Regions from separate parts of the Homo sapiens genome. Here region 1 is linked to region 2. The links are chromatin loops, found by intact Hi-C in ENCODE. Cell type or tissue: gastrocnemius medialis. All regions are shown on one strand. Each heading gives the region's core, and the rest is flanking DNA. Links, peaks and the distances in the headings are about the cores only. Region 1 has its middle 26 kb from the start of GABRR1. Region 2 has its middle 19 kb from the start of RNGTT.

The links. Peaks named below come from ENCODE experiments on the same cell type or tissue, not always from the same donor. Only the 100,000 strongest peaks of a DNase experiment are listed, where the experiment ranks them.
Region 1: it touches region 2 in a loop (11-fold over the local background); 104 of 110 quality-filtered maps call a loop at or near these places.

The regions. Positions count from the first base shown.
Region 1 is chr6:89,239,382-89,247,878 of GRCh38, forward strand. No RefSeq gene overlaps it. Among named protein-coding and RNA genes, the nearest start is that of GABRR1, 26 kb to the left of the region's middle. In gastrocnemius medialis, for the core only: a CTCF peak has its summit at 3,390 (motif pointing left); no DNase peak of the experiment used is centred there.
Region 2 is chr6:88,978,834-88,987,330 of GRCh38, forward strand. No RefSeq gene overlaps it. Among named protein-coding and RNA genes, the nearest start is that of RNGTT, 19 kb to the left of the region's middle. In gastrocnemius medialis, for the core only: CTCF peaks have their summits at 3,997 (motif pointing right) and 4,919 (motif pointing right); DNase peaks (open chromatin) are centred at 4,128 and 4,894; H3K27ac peaks cover 664 bases.

The DNA of each region.
Region 1 (8,497 bases), core at 254-8,253, 260 kb after region 2:
TCCACTTATTTGCTCTTATCCTCAAGCCCACCTTTCTTTGCCCTACTGTATAATACTTGAACTGACTCTATAAACCACATTTCTACTTTGCCAGTCAATACAATGCTGGGTGCTGCCAGTAGAGGGTGCAGGATGAAGTCTACAAGCCTGGAAGAGGGAGAAAAGAATCTTTTTTTCTATTTTTTTTTTTTTTTTTTTTTTAGTGGCAGGAAGGGGCACAGTGTGCAGCTATTTCCTGTGGTGTTCTTCAAAGCAGCTGAGGTCCTTATGGTTCCAGCAAGCAGCCCCCTGCAAGTTTCTTCTTCCCCGCAGTGGTGAATAGCGTGTTCCTGCAGGAGTCACGCCTTCCCATCAGAGCATTGATCACAGACCTTACAGGACCTCCTCCAGATTTCCAAGTTCCTTCCTTGTTCTTCTCTCAGCCCTACAGGTGTTCTCTGCAGTTGTTCCCTCTTCTACACCTTTTAAAAGTTATCTACCTTGTGCATAGTTAACAACTCCTTCTATCAAATGTTCTCTATTGAAGTCACTCCACTGGTTTCTGCCTCTCCACTAGATCTTGACTAGGCTCCCTATTTTATTCTCCCCAAAATACACTCTTTATTTTATTCTCCAGAGAGTAGCCAGAGTGACTTATTTTTTCATTTGGGTCCCACTGATTAAGAGAATGAAAAATAGGCTCTAAGATGCATGAATCTCCATTCCCTGCTGATACATTTCTGTGGTTTCCCAATGCACTTGGAATAAAAGCTAAACTCTATCTTAGCCTCAAGACCTCTATCCAACTTCCCAAATTTATCTGACTTTCTTGTCCTATCTCACAGTACTCCGACACTGTGCTAGATGTGATGGTTTCCTGCTGGGATGGTTGGTTTAATGTGTCAACTTGGCTAGGTCATAGTACCCAGTTATTTAATCAAACACTAACATGGATCTAGCTGTGAAAGTATTGTGTAGATGTGGTTAGCATCTACAATCAGTTGACTTTAGGTAGAAGGAGATTACCCTCAATTATGTGTGTGGGCCTTAGCCAATCAGTTCGAAAGCCTTAAACGCAACAAAACTGAGGTTTCCTGGGCGAGGAAATTCTGCCTTAAGACTACAGCAATAGCCGGGAACAGTGGCTCACGCCTGTAATCCCAGCACTTTGGGATGCCGAGGCGGGTGGATCACGAGGTCAGGAGATCGAGACCGTCCTGGCTAACACCATGAAACCCTGTCTGTACTAAAAATACAAAAAATTAGCCAGGCATGGTGGTGGGCGCCTGTAGTCCCAGCTACCCGGGAGGCTGAGGCAGGAGAATGGCGTGAACCTGGGAGGCAGAGCTTGCAGTGAGCTGAGATAGTGCCGCTGCACTCCAACCTGGGTGACAGAGTGAGACTCTGTCTCAAAAAAAAAAAAGAAAGTATTACAGCAATAGCCCAAGAGTTGTAGCCTACTGGCCTGGCCTGCAAATTTCACACTTGCCAGCTCCTAAAATCACATAAGCAATTCCTTGAAATAAATAAGCAAATAAAGTAGGATATATAGCATATATAATGTATATGATTTTATATACATATACATACAACCTACATATGATGCTATACCTGGGCACCTCAGACTAGCCCTGGGGGCCTGCCTGGAGCTCTGCTCCCCACTTTGCTGGCTTGGCTTTGCTCATTCTTTAAATCTCAACCAAAGCTCTCCCTGACTGTTCTACCTAAGTAGATTTTACATCTGTTATTTGCTGTCACTTCAATTTGTTCTTTTCCTTTGAAGCATGTCTAACTACTTTTTTATTGTTGGTCTCCCCAAGGCTTTAATAATCAATGAGACATATTTATTTTGCTCACCACTTAGAACCTTGCCTGGCTTACAGTAGGTGTTCAATAAATATTTAACGAATGAATAAATTAACCTATCAAATGCCTAAAGCTTTTATTTCCTAAAAAGGAAATGCATAAATACATTTAAATTTTTTCTGAGTTTAATTCTGAAGTATTTTCAAAATATAGGAAACAATTTCAGATGTCCATATATTCCTACATTTTAGGAAAAACGTCAACAAGGGTTGAAATAAAAAGTATTTCTGATTAGCATTGATTTCATTTTTAAAAACCCAATACCATAATTGCCCCAATTTTTCTCACCTTGAAAAGTCTATCTAAACCCAAACCATTATGTGAAGCTCATCTCCTCCATAAAATAACCTCTCCTGACCACAGTAGCTCACTGGGAGCTCTCTTTGTCCATGTACCAGTGGTATTTATTTTGTACCACATGACTTTAGGGTTTAATTATTTGCTGCCTAAAATATTTGGCTACTGTTTCACATATTCCTTGTTAGTCCTCTTTCTCAAAGGACAATCTAAATGGCATCACTGTATTTTATTCATCTTTTTATTACAGTCAGCACCCAGAATAACACTTTGTACACTATTGGATGAAAAATTACATTTCTTTTTGAGTTCTTATTTCTCACCATTTTTTGTTTTTGAAACGGAGTTTCGCTATTGTTACCCAGGCTGGAATGCAATGGGCATGATCTCGGCTCACTGCAACCTCCACCTCCCGGGTTCAAGCGATTCTCCTGCCTCAGCCTCCCAAGTAGCTGGGATTACAAGCGCCCACCACCACACTTGGCTAATTTTTTTGTATTTTTAGTAGAGATAGGGTTTCACCACATTGGCCAGGCTGGTCTTGAACTCCTGACCTCAGGTGATCCACCTCCCTTGGCCTCCCAAAGTGTTGGGATTACAGGCGTGAGCCACTGCACCCGGCCTATTTCTCATTGTTGATCAAATAATAAACATCTCCTGCTTAAAGGCCTGGCTCACAAAAACCCACAAATAATAAATGTCTTACAACTACTCAGACCAATTATCTGGTGACTCTCTGAGCAATCCATTAAATACTTGACCAAAATCCTTCTTAGGAAGTTGGGCACTTTAGTCTCCTTCCAATGAGGCAACCCCTACTTCTTACTTTTGCTAGCTCTTTCCACCAGGAGCCATAAGTGATTTTTAAAATGTAATCTCCAGTTTAAATTAGAGGTTATAAATATGAACTATCAATGAAGAGTCAGTAAGAATATATAACGTGCCTTGACTGCTGTTTCCAAATGCCCTAGTGGCTTTTGTGATCAAGAGACACAAACTCATTTTGGAAGCATAGCTGAATTTGTAATGGCCTTCAGCCATGTACTTTCTCCACCAAGGGGCATTAAAATCATGACTACCATGATTTGATGGAAAAGGGAAGGAAGGAAGGAGGGAAGGAAGGAAGGAAGGAAGGAAGGAAGGCAGGCAGGCAGGCAGGCAGGCAGGCATGCTCTTCATATTGTAAACCTTTAAATTAAAATGCATATCCTGTGGGAAAGTGCAGTCCTGTCTCCCTCTGCTGGAATCATAGTAAAAATTGTTTAAGGCAACCTTTTCTTCATTTCCAAGCCTGCCTTTGATTGAAATCCATAGGCTTCTAGGCTCAAATACAGACTCACAAGAAGTCCCCAGGCTTCTTTTTGATCAAATTCGATATGCTTGTCAGGTTTCAGGGACGTCACTAGGGGCAGATGTGGTGGTGAAAAAAGGAAATGTTGTGAGATCAATTAGGCTTAAAGCCACGGTGGCAGTAAGAAGCCCTTCATGGGGGCTGCTAGGATGGAAGAGGTGTGTGGAAATGGGGTCCCCTCAGCATGTTGTCTGAGGACTGAATACAAAATGCAAGGACTTCTTTTGTTGTGCCCCCCAGCAAATCCAACTGCCTTGGAATAATAATAGTTTGCAATTGAATGGTGCTTTGGCATTTACAAAACATTTTCACATCAGTGATTTCATTTGGCCCCAAGAACAAGCCCTTGAAGTAGGCATAGCAGGTTACTACCTCCACTTCCTTGAGGAAGCACCTGAGGCCCAGAAACATAAAGTCATTTGCCCCAGGACACATGATTAATAGATAGGAAAACCTGTGCTTTTGATCCCGGGCTTGGGCTTTTTTGTGAGCTCTGTCCTCTCCTGCCCCTTCCTGAAATGGCTGATCTGTAAAATGATTTTATTTGTGACACATTCTCCTTATTTACCATGTTGCCCAACAGGACATTGTGATGACAACTCAGATCTTTTAGTTAATTAATTCCAGATTCTTCCCTGCTAATTAGAGGAGCTGATTCATTGGAATGAAATAGAGGCTTGGGGGGATGACAAGAATAAATTCTTTGAATGAGAAGCCACATTAGAAACTGTCAACTCTTGAAGAAAAGAAAGAGTGTGATTTAATTTTGTGATAAAATACACAACACACTTAAATTGAACTCATGAGTAAAGATACAATAGGAAGAACAACATAACACAAGTTGTGTGATTTAATGTATTACTATTTAACTTTTTTCAGCATGTGATTGTCTTGACTCACAGAGTAACTTTGATTGCATATAATTTCTTAAAATAAGTTAATATAAATTTCACTGTCTTTTAATCTATTGAAAAATGAAAACAAAATAAGCTTCAGAGTGTTTTCATTCATCTTCATTTTTTTTTTTTTTTCAGATTATTTGGTTCTTTGCTTTAAGGGAAAGAGAAAACACGGGCTCTTTATGAACCAGTGGAACTAATTTTTGTGGACTTCTGCCTTGTGAGGCTTAGGGCTGGGCTTTCCCTAGGTTATGCTTTCCCTAGGGGCTTCTGAAGTCACCATGAATCTTGCTCCATAACCTGGGCCCAGGAGAACATCCAGGGCAGCTTGGATGTGACTATAAATCACAGGTTTGTGGGGATTGCAGCTGATCGTTGATGGCATGAACTTACCTTAGGCATCTTTAAGAATCATGACTATTTTAGGTGGGATAGATGTTGGGGCTCCTCTAAGTTAATCTACCTCATTTACCAACAGCGAACTCATTCAGATGGGTTATTCAGTGTTGTTTGCTTTCCCCAAGTGGCTATAAAGTTGTAGGAGCTTCTTGTTTTTTATTAGTACCATTTAGGTACAACTGGTAATTTCCTGTCCCTTTCAGTCAATGCTGGAGATGGAGCCAGCCGATCTCTAGTGATGTGGTCTTTGGGGCTGTGACCTCTGCTTCTAACTGTTCTGTAGAAAATGCTAAAGTTGGCAATGCAGGTGGTTTTCTCAGTTGGTTCTTCTTGAGTTGAATATTCAGTAGTTTCTGGAGTTGCTGAGTGAAATTTCACCTAATTTAGAATTTCCATAGCTCATGCTCTGAAACCTCAGTAATCGGGACATGCAACTTTTAGAAAACCAGAATTATTTTGCTTAAAAAATGTTTTGCTTTCTGGTCAATTTACAGGTGTTAACTAGTGGTCCCTAGTTGTTTTAAAATAGAAAAGAAGGAAATAGTGCTCTCTCCATCCCCACGTGTCCCTACCCAGTCATGCAAGGTACCTCTCCAGTCTGGTTACCATAGCCTCTCAGGCAAAAGGAGGCAAAGCCTGAGGCACCAGAGAAGTCTGTAAGGAGCAAGGCCAAACTGTCCAGGCAGTGAGGACAGAGATTGACCTTGGATATGGGAATGCTTCCTTCTTAGCAATCAAAGCCAAAGGGTATTTCCCACCTCAGTTGAACACCATGTTGCACGTCCTGGGAAAGACAGCCTCATACAGGAGCTCATGAGATCTGCTCTATCAGGTTGGCGGTTCTAGTTGTCCCATAAATACAAAGATTGGTATAGTGTGCACGAAGCATATGGCTTACCCAGCCATCTCATTACAAACCTCTAGAAGACCAAAATGGAAAATCATTAACATTTTATGCAAAGTTTCAGCATCTTCTGTTATTTCTAATGGGTAACACTCCAAAGAATTTGAAGATAGCACAATCCTCCCACAAGTAAGCAAAGGCTGTGGATGGAGAGAGTTACTATAATGTAGGGATGCTACTCAGAGGTACGACAACATCTTCTTAGAAAGACAGACAGCACAATAGTAGCAGCTCAGACTTCAGCCAGTTCTGTCTGTGTTCAAATCCCAGCTTGGCCATTTATACCTGCGTGGACTCTGGAAGGGAAACCTGTCCACGCCTCAAGTTCCTCATTGTGAAACTGGATGATAGCAATAATACTTACTTCTTAAGGAGGTAAACAAGTTAATAAATGTAAAATGCTTAGAATCATGCATTACATGGGTAAAATGTTTGCAGTGGGCTAAATGTTTGTGTCTGCCCCCAACCAAATTCTAGGCTGAAACCCAAATTCTCAATGTAATGGTATTTGGAGGCAGGACCCTTTGGGAGGTGATTAAGTCGTGAGGATGGAATCCTCACAGGTGGGATTGATGTCCTTATAAGAAGAGACATGAGAGAGATGATCTCTCTCTGCTTGCCTCCAAGTGAGGATATTGCTAACCAAGAAGAGAGCCTTCACCACACACTGAATCAGCCAGGGCCTTGATCTTGGACTCCCCAGCCTCCAGGACTATGAGAAACAAGTGTTCATTGTTTAAGCCACCCAGTTGATGGTATTGTGTTATAGCAGCCTGAACAGACTAAGATGAAGTTCTACAACAGTTGCTCAAGGGAAAACTGTGTGAATTTATCGTAGACAACATCACCACTTTGCACTTATACAGGACTTTAAGCTGACAAGTGCATTCCCATGCATTCACTCATTTGCTTCTCACAACTCTGTGAGTTAGGCAAGGTAGGAGTCAGCACCTCCATTTTACACATAAGGAAACAGAGTCCGGGAATTTTCTCCACTGTAAAATGGAGACATCAACAGCCCACCAGGAGCAACTCATCTACAAATTGTAAACATGAATTTTCAAACCAAGCCTATTTTCTTCATTTGATTGAATATTGGTAGATAACTTTTAAAAACTGCATGAACTTGTATTTTTTTGCTTCATCTTGGCAACTTCTTCCACAAATTCTTCACTTGAACTTCACAAAGGGTCTAGTTGTATATTCACCACCCCTGAGCTTCGTTCACGAGTAACTATCTTAGATGAGCATGTTTCTGTGCTAAGACATGCACAACTCACATAACACCTTCAGGATTTTATAAGATTAAACGTACGCCTGACTTAGGTATGACACCAAAAGCACAATCAACCAAAGAAACAGCAGATAAGCTGGACTTCACTGAAATTTAAAATTTTGCTGCTTCAACAGACACCATCAAGAAAGTGAAAAGACAACCAACTGACTGGGAAAAAATATTTACAAAGCGTATATCTGATAAGTATCTGATAATTATATCTAGAATACATAAAGAACCCCTACAACCCAATAATTAAAGACAACCAAACTTAAAAATGGGCAATCCGAATAGACATTTCTCCAAAGAAAATATACAAACAGCCAATAAGCTTATGAGAAGATGCTCAACATCATTAACAATCAGGGAAATGCAAATCGAAACCACAATGAGATACCACTTCATACCCATTAGAGTGGCTATAATAAAAGACAGACAGTAGTAAGTGTTGATGAAGATTCAGATAAATTGGAAGCCTCATCAATTGCTTGTAGGAATGTAAAATGGTCCACACTTTAGCAAATAGTCTGCTCCTCAAAAAGTTAAATATAGAGTTACCATATGACCCAGCAATTCCACTCTTAGATTTATTCCCAGGAGAAATGAAAAAATATGTCTACACAAAAACATGTACACAAATGTTCATGGCAGCATGATTCATAATAGCCAAAAATAAAAACAAACCAAATATCATAAATAACATGTGGTATATTCATACAATGGAATATTATTTGGCAATTAAAAAGGAATAAAGTATTGATACATGCCACAACATGAATGAACCTTGAAAACTTACACAATGTAAAATAAATCAGTCACAAAAGACCATACATTGCATGATTCCATTTATATGAAGTGTACAGAACAGGCAAATTTATAGAAACAGAAAGTAAATTAATGGTTACTTAAGGCTAGGGGAGGGGAGGAATGTGGAAATTGGGGATGAAAGGACAGGCAGTTTCTTTTTGGGGTGATGAAAATATCCTAAAATTCATTGCAGTAATGGTTACATGACTCTGTGAATATATTAAAAATCATTGAATTGTACACTTTAGATAAGCAAATTGTATGGCATGTGAATTATATGTCAATAAAATGCTTTCTTAAAAAAAATTCACTGACCTAGTTAATACCTAATAATTCTGCTCCTGGGTACGTGCTAGGAGAAATAGGAGCATATGTTTACACAAACTCTTGTACACAAATATCTGTAGAAGCTTTATTTATAAATACATTTATTATTTTAAAATCATTTTAAATAATTTATTGTAAGAAGATTTATTTCTCCAAACTGGAAACAACCCAAATGTCCATCAACAGAAGAATGGATAAAGAAATTCTGGTTATTCATACAATGGAATACTGCTCAGCAGCAAATCAAAATGAGCAACTGATACGTGCAACAACATGAATTAATCTAAAAAATGCTATGTGGAGTGAATAAAAGCCAGACATAAAAGAGTACATACCTCATGATTCCATTTATGTGAAGTTTTAGAAATGATAGAACCAATCTAATGGCGATG
Region 2 (8,497 bases), core at 158-8,157:
TTGATATAATGACTTCTTTTCCTTTGGGTAGATATCCAGTAGTGTAATTGCTGGATCGAATGGTAGGTATACTTTTAGTTCTCTGAGAAATCTCCATATTCCATACTTGAGAAATTTTTCATAGAGATTATGCTAATTTACATTCCCACCTGCAGTGTATAATTGTTCCCTTTTCACCACATTCACACCAACATATATTGTTTTTTGACTTTTTAATAATGGCCATTCTGGCTGGGTAAGGTGGCAGATATCTCATTGTGGTTTTAATATGCATTTACCTGATGATTAGTGATGTTGAGCATTTTTTCATATATTTGTTGGCCATTTGTATCTCTTCTTCTGAGAAGTGTCTATTCATGTAATTTGCCCACCCCGTCTTCTTTTTGAGACAAAGTCTCGCTCTGTCACCTGGCTGGAGTGCAGTGGCACAATCATAGCTCACTGTAACCTTGAACTCCTGAGCTCAAGCAATCCTCCTGCCTCAGCCTCCTGAGTAGCTGGGACTACAGGCATAAGACACCACGTTGGCTAATTTTTTCTTTTTTGTAGAGAGAGGGTCTCACTATGTTGACCAGGCTGGACTCAAACTCCTGGGCTCAAGCAATTCTCCTGCCTCAGCCTCTCTAAGTGCTGGGATTACAGATGTGAGCCACTGAACCCAGCCATTTGCCCACTTTTTAATGGGATTATTTGTTTTTATTTTTGTTTTCTTGCTGATTTGTTTGAGTTCCTTATAGATGCTGGATATTAGTCCTTTGTCAGATGCATTGTTTGCAAACATTTTTTCCCATTCTGTGGGTTGTCTGTTTATTCTGATGTTTATTTACTTTGCTGTGCAGAAACATTTTAAATTCAATTAGATCCCATTTATTTTTGTTTTTATTACATTTGCTTTGGGGTCTTAGTCATAAATTCTTAGCCTAGGCCAATGTCCAGAAGAGTTTTTTCCTAGATTTTCTTCTAGAATTTTTATGGTTACAGGTCTTAGATTTAAGTCTTTAATCCAATCCATCTTGAGTTGATTTTATATAGGGTGAGAGACAGGGATCCAGTTTCATTCTTCTTCATGTAGCTATCCAGCTTTCCCAGCACCATTTATTGAATAGGGTGTCCTTTCCCCAATATATGTTTTTGTACGCTTTGTCAAAGATCAGTTGGTTGTATTTGGCTTTATTTCTGGGATCTCTATTCTGTTTCATTGGTCTGTGTATCTACTTTATACCAGTACTGTGCTATTTTGGTTACTGTAGTCTTACAGTATAATTTGAAGTCAGGTAATGTGATGCCTCCAGATTTGTTCTTTTTGCTTAGGGTTGCTTTGGCTATTTGGGCTCTTTTTTGATTCCATATGAATTTTAGGATTGTTTTTTCGAATTCTGTGAAAAATCATGTTGATTTTTTGATAGGAGTTACATTGAATCTATAGATTGCTTTGGGCAGAATGGTCTTTTTCACAATATTGATTCTTTCAATCCATGAGCATGGGATGTATTTCCATTTGTTTGTGTCATCTATTATTTCTTTCAGGAATGTTTTGTAGTTCTTGTAGAGATCTTTCACCTCCTTGGTTAAGTATATTCCTATTTTATTATTACTTTTTTGCAGCTATTATAAAAGGGATTGAGTTTTTTATTTGATTCTCAGCTTGGTCCTTGTTGGTGTATAACAGTGCTACTGATTAGTGTACATTGATTTTGTAACCTGAGGCTCTACTGAATCAATTTCCTATCTAAAAGTCTTTTGGAGGAGTCATTAGAGTTTTCTGTATCATTGGCAAACAGAGATAGTTCAGCTTTCGCTTTTCCAATTTGGATGCCCTTTATTTCTTTGTCTTGCCTGATTGCTCTGGCTAGGACTTTCAGTACTATGTTGAATAGAAGTGATGAAAGTGAGCATTCTTATCTTGTTCCAGTTCTTAGAGGGGATGTTTTCAACTTTTCCTCATTCAGTATAATGTTGGCTCTGGGTTTTCCACATATGGCTTTTATATTTTTTTAATTTATTTAATTACTTATTTATTGTTGTAGAGACAGGGTCTCAGTTTGTTGCCCAGGCTGGTCTGGAACTCCTGGCTTCAAGCAATCCTTCTGCCTTCAAGCAATCCTTCTGCCTTGGCCTCCCAAAATGCTGGAATTACAAGTGTGAGCCACTGTGCCCAGGCTTTTATTATTTTCGAGGTAGGTTCCTTCTATGCCTAATTTGTTGAGAGTTTGTATTATAAAGTAATGCCTGATTTTAATGCTTTTTCTGCATCTATTGAGATGATCATATTGTTTTTGTTTTTAATTCTGTTTATGTGGTGCATTACATTTATTGACTTCCATATGTTGAACAATCTCTGCATCCCTGGGATGAAACCCCTTGATCGTGGTTAATTACCTCTTTGATGTGTTGTCGGATTCGGTTTGCTAGTATGTTGTTGAGGTGCCAAGGAATTTAAATTTTTCCATAGCATGCTTTCAAATCTTGTTAACTCAGAGTCTGCAGGCATTCCCTCACTGATCAGTGACTTCTAAAGGCCCAAATTCATGTCTGCACATCAACTCATTAACAAGGTCTCAATATGAAATAACTCCAGTTCCAGGGCTGCAAAGTACAGCCAACACTGAACAGGTTCCTAATGTAGAGATCTGATTCTCCAGCCACAAACCTGTGTGCAAAAACATTGCATCTCTTTATTTTATTTTATTTTATTTTATTTTATTTTATTTTATTTTATTTTATTTTATTTTTTTTCAGACAGAGTCTTGCTCTGTCGCCAGGCTGGAGTGCAGTGGCATGATCTCGGCTCACTGCAACCTCCGCCTCCTGGGTTCAAGCAATTCTCCTGCCTCAGCCTCCCAAGTAGCTGGGACTACAGGCACGTGGCACCACGCCCAGCTAATTTTTGTATTTTTAGTAGAGACAGGGTTTCACCATGTTGGCCAGGATGGGCATCTCTTTATTTTCTATAAATCAACTTAATCTTGATTCTGAGTCCCCTTCTTGCTAAACAGGGAGGAAATTTCAGTTCTGGCATTTTTTTTTAATTTTTTGAGACAGAGTCTTACTCTGTTGCCCAGGTTGGAGTACAGTGGCACGATCTTGGCTCACTGCGACCTTTGCCTCCCAGGTTCAAGGAATTCTCATGCCTCAGCCTCCTGAGTGGCTGGGATTACAGATTACACCCAGCTAATTTTTGTATTTTTAGTAGAGATGGGGTTTTGCCATGTTGGCCAGGCTGGACTCAAACTCCTGACCTCAGGTGATCCTCCCACCTCAGCCTCCCAAAGTGCTGGGATTACAGATGTGAGCCACCACGCCCAGCCCTCAGTTCTGGCATCCTTGGGGCTTCCTGCCCTACCCTATCCCTAGAGTTATATATTGGTTCTGAGGGCTCAGACAACACATTTCCAAGAAGCAGGTAAAGGGAAAGGTTGCCTATTATCACTGACCATCCGGTCATATAGCTTGCGCTGATCCTTTTTGTGGCTCCCTCAGGTCCAGAAGCTCTCTTCTGCTTCTCAACCAACCACACTGTGGGAAAAGGCAAGTTTTGTAGGACTGGAAACCCTGTTGCTCAAGCCTTCTCTTTCTAGATACACCTATAATCATTCTTCTCCAAGGCTCTGCAAAGGAGCGGGGCCTGGAATCCCAAACTCTAGGGTAATGTCCAATACATTGCTTCACTAAGCAGACAATCCCAAAGGAAGCATTAAATTAGTACATGTGGCTGGATAATGTTTTGATAAATTAATTTTTTTAGAGCTTGATGACAGAATGGACATACCAAATAAGGGAAAAATCAAAGATGACTCCAATCTTTCTGTTCTAAATAGGAAGTCCTCTAACTTTCTGATCATCTCCAGGAACTCTAAGCCTGTTATTTTATGCAAAACAAAAAAATCAAAAATGTGTATATGGGATCATTTCCCCTGAATAGTGAGAAGTTGAATGTATTTTTGTTTAAACATAAAACTAGAATTCTCCATAATTTTACAGCTGAAAACTGAGCCATATATATGGTCACTAGGTGGAGCTAAAAACCAGATAATCCAAACTCTCATTGCTTTGGTAACCAAGAAAGTGGGTCAGTGAGTCAGGTTCTTCTATTACACATGTGTGTGCCTATTCCAAATGTTGGGTTTGGCCCCGCTTCACCAAACTCATAATAATAGAGGTCAGCCTAACCTACCACGTAATTAAATAACAGTGACTAGCAGGGTACCTCTGCCTATCCAGCTTTTATATAAGTTTCTTTACTGGAAAATACTAAAGATTGAAAGGAAAACAACTGCTTTCTGAACGCTACTGTCAAGGCACAAAGGTTTTCAGAGATAATAACTCTGTTTCTGTGTGCAATACAAATTTAATTAAAAAATTAATTCTACTGTTTGAATTATGTGGAACACTATCTTTTCACTTGATAATACAATTTTGTGTGTGTATTGTGCCTTACATATATACATATATATATACACACACACATATGTATATTTTGAGACCAAGTCTCACTCTCTCACCCAGGCTGGAGTGCAGTGGCATGATCTCTGCTCACTGCAACCTCTGCCTCCTGGGGGTTCAAGCGATTTTCATGCCTCCCTAGTAGCTGGGACTACAGGTGCCTGCCACCACGCCTGGCTAATTTTTGTGTTTTTAGTAGAGACAGGGTTTCACCATGTTAGCCAGGCTGGTCTTGAGCTCCTGACCTCAAGTGATCTGCCCACCTCGGCCTCCCAAAGCTCTGGGATTACAGGCATGAGCCACCACACCCGGCCTAATCCTCACAGTTGTATGAGGTAGACATTGCTATCATCTCCATTTTATAGATGAGGAAACCAGCTCAGCGATAGGTTCAATAACTTGCCCCAAGCCTCCCAACCAGTAAGCCAAAGAACCAGGCTGCGAGAGGGTGTGCAATGCTGGAACTTGCCAGCAGAGGCAGGAAATCTTTGTTCTAATCCAAACTGGGATTTAAGTGTGTCAGACCTTAAGGGGGAAAAAAATCACCCTTCAAGTCTTGAGTTTTCATTTGAAAAATGAATAGTTGGTCCCTATGGTGGTGCACTTTAAACTTAAATGCAGTCAATCACCTGGATTGCATTGAAATGCAGATTCTAATTAAATAGGTCTGGCATGAACCCAAGATACTGCATTTCTAATAAGCTCTGGGGCCATGACGATGCTGTTGTTTGGAGGACCACGCCGAGAACCCTTCCTCTTATGGGAGGCTAATAACTAACTTCTGCAAAGGAAAAATATCTCCCCAAACTAAGAAAAGGGCAAACCATATATCTGCATCGATGTCTGCAATTTGAGATATTCACTGACAGCTATCTATTTGAAAGCAGAACTTTGTTGCTTGGTACAGATCTGTATTTGACATCATTCTATGCTTCTAAATTAATTGGAGTCTATCAGATCCTTTGGGAGAATGAAGCTTTGTTATTCCAGTCATCAGCCACCAGTATATCCTTATCATTTGTGTTTTAGGCCAGTTGTTTTTTATTCTTGATTGATAGCACACTTGGCATCTCAGGCAGAATCACCCCACATTTCCTATGTAGCATCTGATATGAAGCTGATGCTTTAAGTCTTTGCAACATGAAACCATCATTTTTACCTAATTACAGGCATCCTGTTTCCCAGGCAAATAACCTCTCTCTATACTGGATCACTCTTACTTCTTTGCAGATATCACTTGCTTGCTAGGGAGTTATTAAGTAAATGATAGCATGTGCTGAAGATCAATTTGTTTGAGAAATTTGCATTTACTCTATGTAGTACTTTACAATTTACAGAAGCATTTTCACCTATGTTAACTCATTTCATCTTTAAAAATGTAGTGAATTGGATAGGGAAGATATTATCTTTCTTATTGCAGATGAAAAGACCAGAAAGTTGTGACATACAGGAACACAACCAGTGTCTCCTGACTTTAAGTTTCAAGCACTTCTTACTGCACCACATTGCTTTCCTACTCATGGTTCAATGAGCGTATCATTTTGTGAGCAAAGAGCATGCCTAAGTTGTACATTAAAAATAGGGTGGCTAGGCGTGGTGCCTCATGCCTGTAATCCCAGCACTTTGGGAGGCCAAGGTGGGTAGATTGGCTGAGTCCAGGAGTCACAGACCCGCCTGGGCAACATGGCGAAACGCATCTCTACAAAAAAATACAAAAATTAGCTGGGCATGGTGGCGCACACCAAGATCACGCCACTGTACTCCAGCCTGGGTGACAGAGTGAGAACCTGTCTCAAAAAGAAAAGCCAGGTTGAGGGAAGAAGGAAGTGGAACGAGCTTGGGATCACCTTAGAAAAAACAAGGAAATAAGAGTAATAAATCAAGGCAAATTAATGGCCAGGGAAAATCTTAAGTTTCTGGTGACATATTTCAATACTCCAGGTTTTGGTTCTATAGAATCATAATCTCAAATATCATTGACTCACTTCTAGAATGGATATCTTAAATTGGGCCCTAGTTTTAGGCTCATATAAAGCACATTCAAGTCTAGTCCATTCAATCTATTCAAACATCTACTAAACTTTCTCTGTGTGAGGAATTTCAGGAGATACAAAGATTAAGGCACATTCTTGAACCATAAAAAGCCTATTATTAGTAGGGAGGGCTTACTTTAATTATTCATGTATTGGTTCACTTAAAAATATAGTTTAGCACCTTGCTATGTGCCAAACACTATCCTAGGTAGACAAGAACAACAATGAACAAGACAAGGGCCCTGACCTCAAGGACTTTACTTGGCCAGTATAGAATACGGGAAAAATAGTGGGGCCGCTGCCCAAGTTACCAAAGAATCACAGTGAAGGGTATCTATCCCAATCCTGAAGAGTCAAAACACAGTTCCCAGGAGGAAGGGACATTTAAGCTGGGCCAAGTTAGGGTAGGGGAAGGGCCATAAATGCAAAGGCCTAGGGGCTATGGTGAGCTGGTAAATGTTTAATAACTCTCTAGAGAGAAGCAAGAATGCCCTAATTTGTAGATTTTGCCAGTTTCCTTGATTTACTCCCACCATGACCTCACTGAACATGCAATTGGGAAGAGACATGCACCATACGCTCTCACACTCCCACACAAATCAACTCTAGAACACCACTGCTTACAGATAAAAGTATGGTACTTCTGGGCAATGTCAAGCCCATCTATAGAATGGGAACTGTGTGTGTGTGTGTGTTTGGGGCAGTGAGCAGGGGAGGGAGTGGAGGTAGAAAAGGGAATGGTGGGAGGGAAGGCTAGGGAGGGAGGGAACATGCCCACATGCCACTTTAAAGAGTTTGGACTTTATCTGGGGCTGTGCAACTTCATCAAGTAAACATGAGTCACTGAGGTAAATATGGAGTCATTGAATGGTTTTAAGGAAGGGGGTGACCTTGTTGAGAGTGATACCTATTGTTTACAGCAATAGCCTATTTTTCCCTTCTAGAGAAAGAGGATTTTGTCTGTTTTCATCCCAGCCATATCTCCAGTCCTTAGAACACAGCCTGCCATAACGTGACCTCTCCACAAGAAACAAGAGACTGCTTCCAGTGCTCTGGAGTATGAATGAGAAGTCATGAAGTCAACCTAGAGAGTGGAGACAGTGAGTGAGATAATATCTATAGCAAAGGGAGCAAGGAACTAAAGCAGCCACTGTCAGCTAACTTGAAGTCAAAGGGTTGATTCAGGGATTTTTTAATATAAAAGAAATGTGGCCAGGCATGGTGTCTCATGCCTGTAATCTCAGCACTTTGGGAGGCTGAGGCAGGAGGACTGCTTGAGCTCAAGAGTTCTAGACCAGCCTGAGCAACATGGCGAGACCCTGTCTCTATTAAAAAACAAAAATAAATAAATAAAAGAAATAAGTCAGGTGCAGTGGCTCACACCTGTAATCCCAGGACTTTGGGAAGCCAAAGCGGGTGGATCACCTGAGGTTGGGAGCTCACGACCAGCCTGACCAACATGGAGAAACCCCATCTCTACTAAAAATACAAAATTAGCCAGGCATGGTGGCGCATGCCTGTAATCCCAGCTACTCGGGAGGCTGAGGCAGGAGAATCGCCTGAACCCAGGAGGCGGAGGTTGTGGTGAGCCGAGATCATGCTATTGCACTCCAGCCTGGGCAACAAGAGCGAAACTCCATCTCAAAAAAAAAAAAAAAGAAAAGAAATAAATATAAAAGAAATTTGATTACATTTAAGTGACTATGACAAAAAGCCAGTGGAGAAAAGAGGGAATAACTGATTAAACAAACTTTACTAATGCTTTAAAAATAATATTAAATGCATTTAAATAACTATATACCACACAATTTAATTAAAAAATAAATAGAAATTTAAACTACAATTTAATTAATATAAACAAATTTAATAAGATTAAGCACATTTTATTAAGGCTAAAAAGCCATGGAATTGCTTTGAGAGCAAGATCTTTGTCTGTTTTACTCACTGCTATATCCCCGGTACCTAGAACAATACCTGGAACATAGCAGATGCTCAACAAATATTTGCTGATTGAATGAATG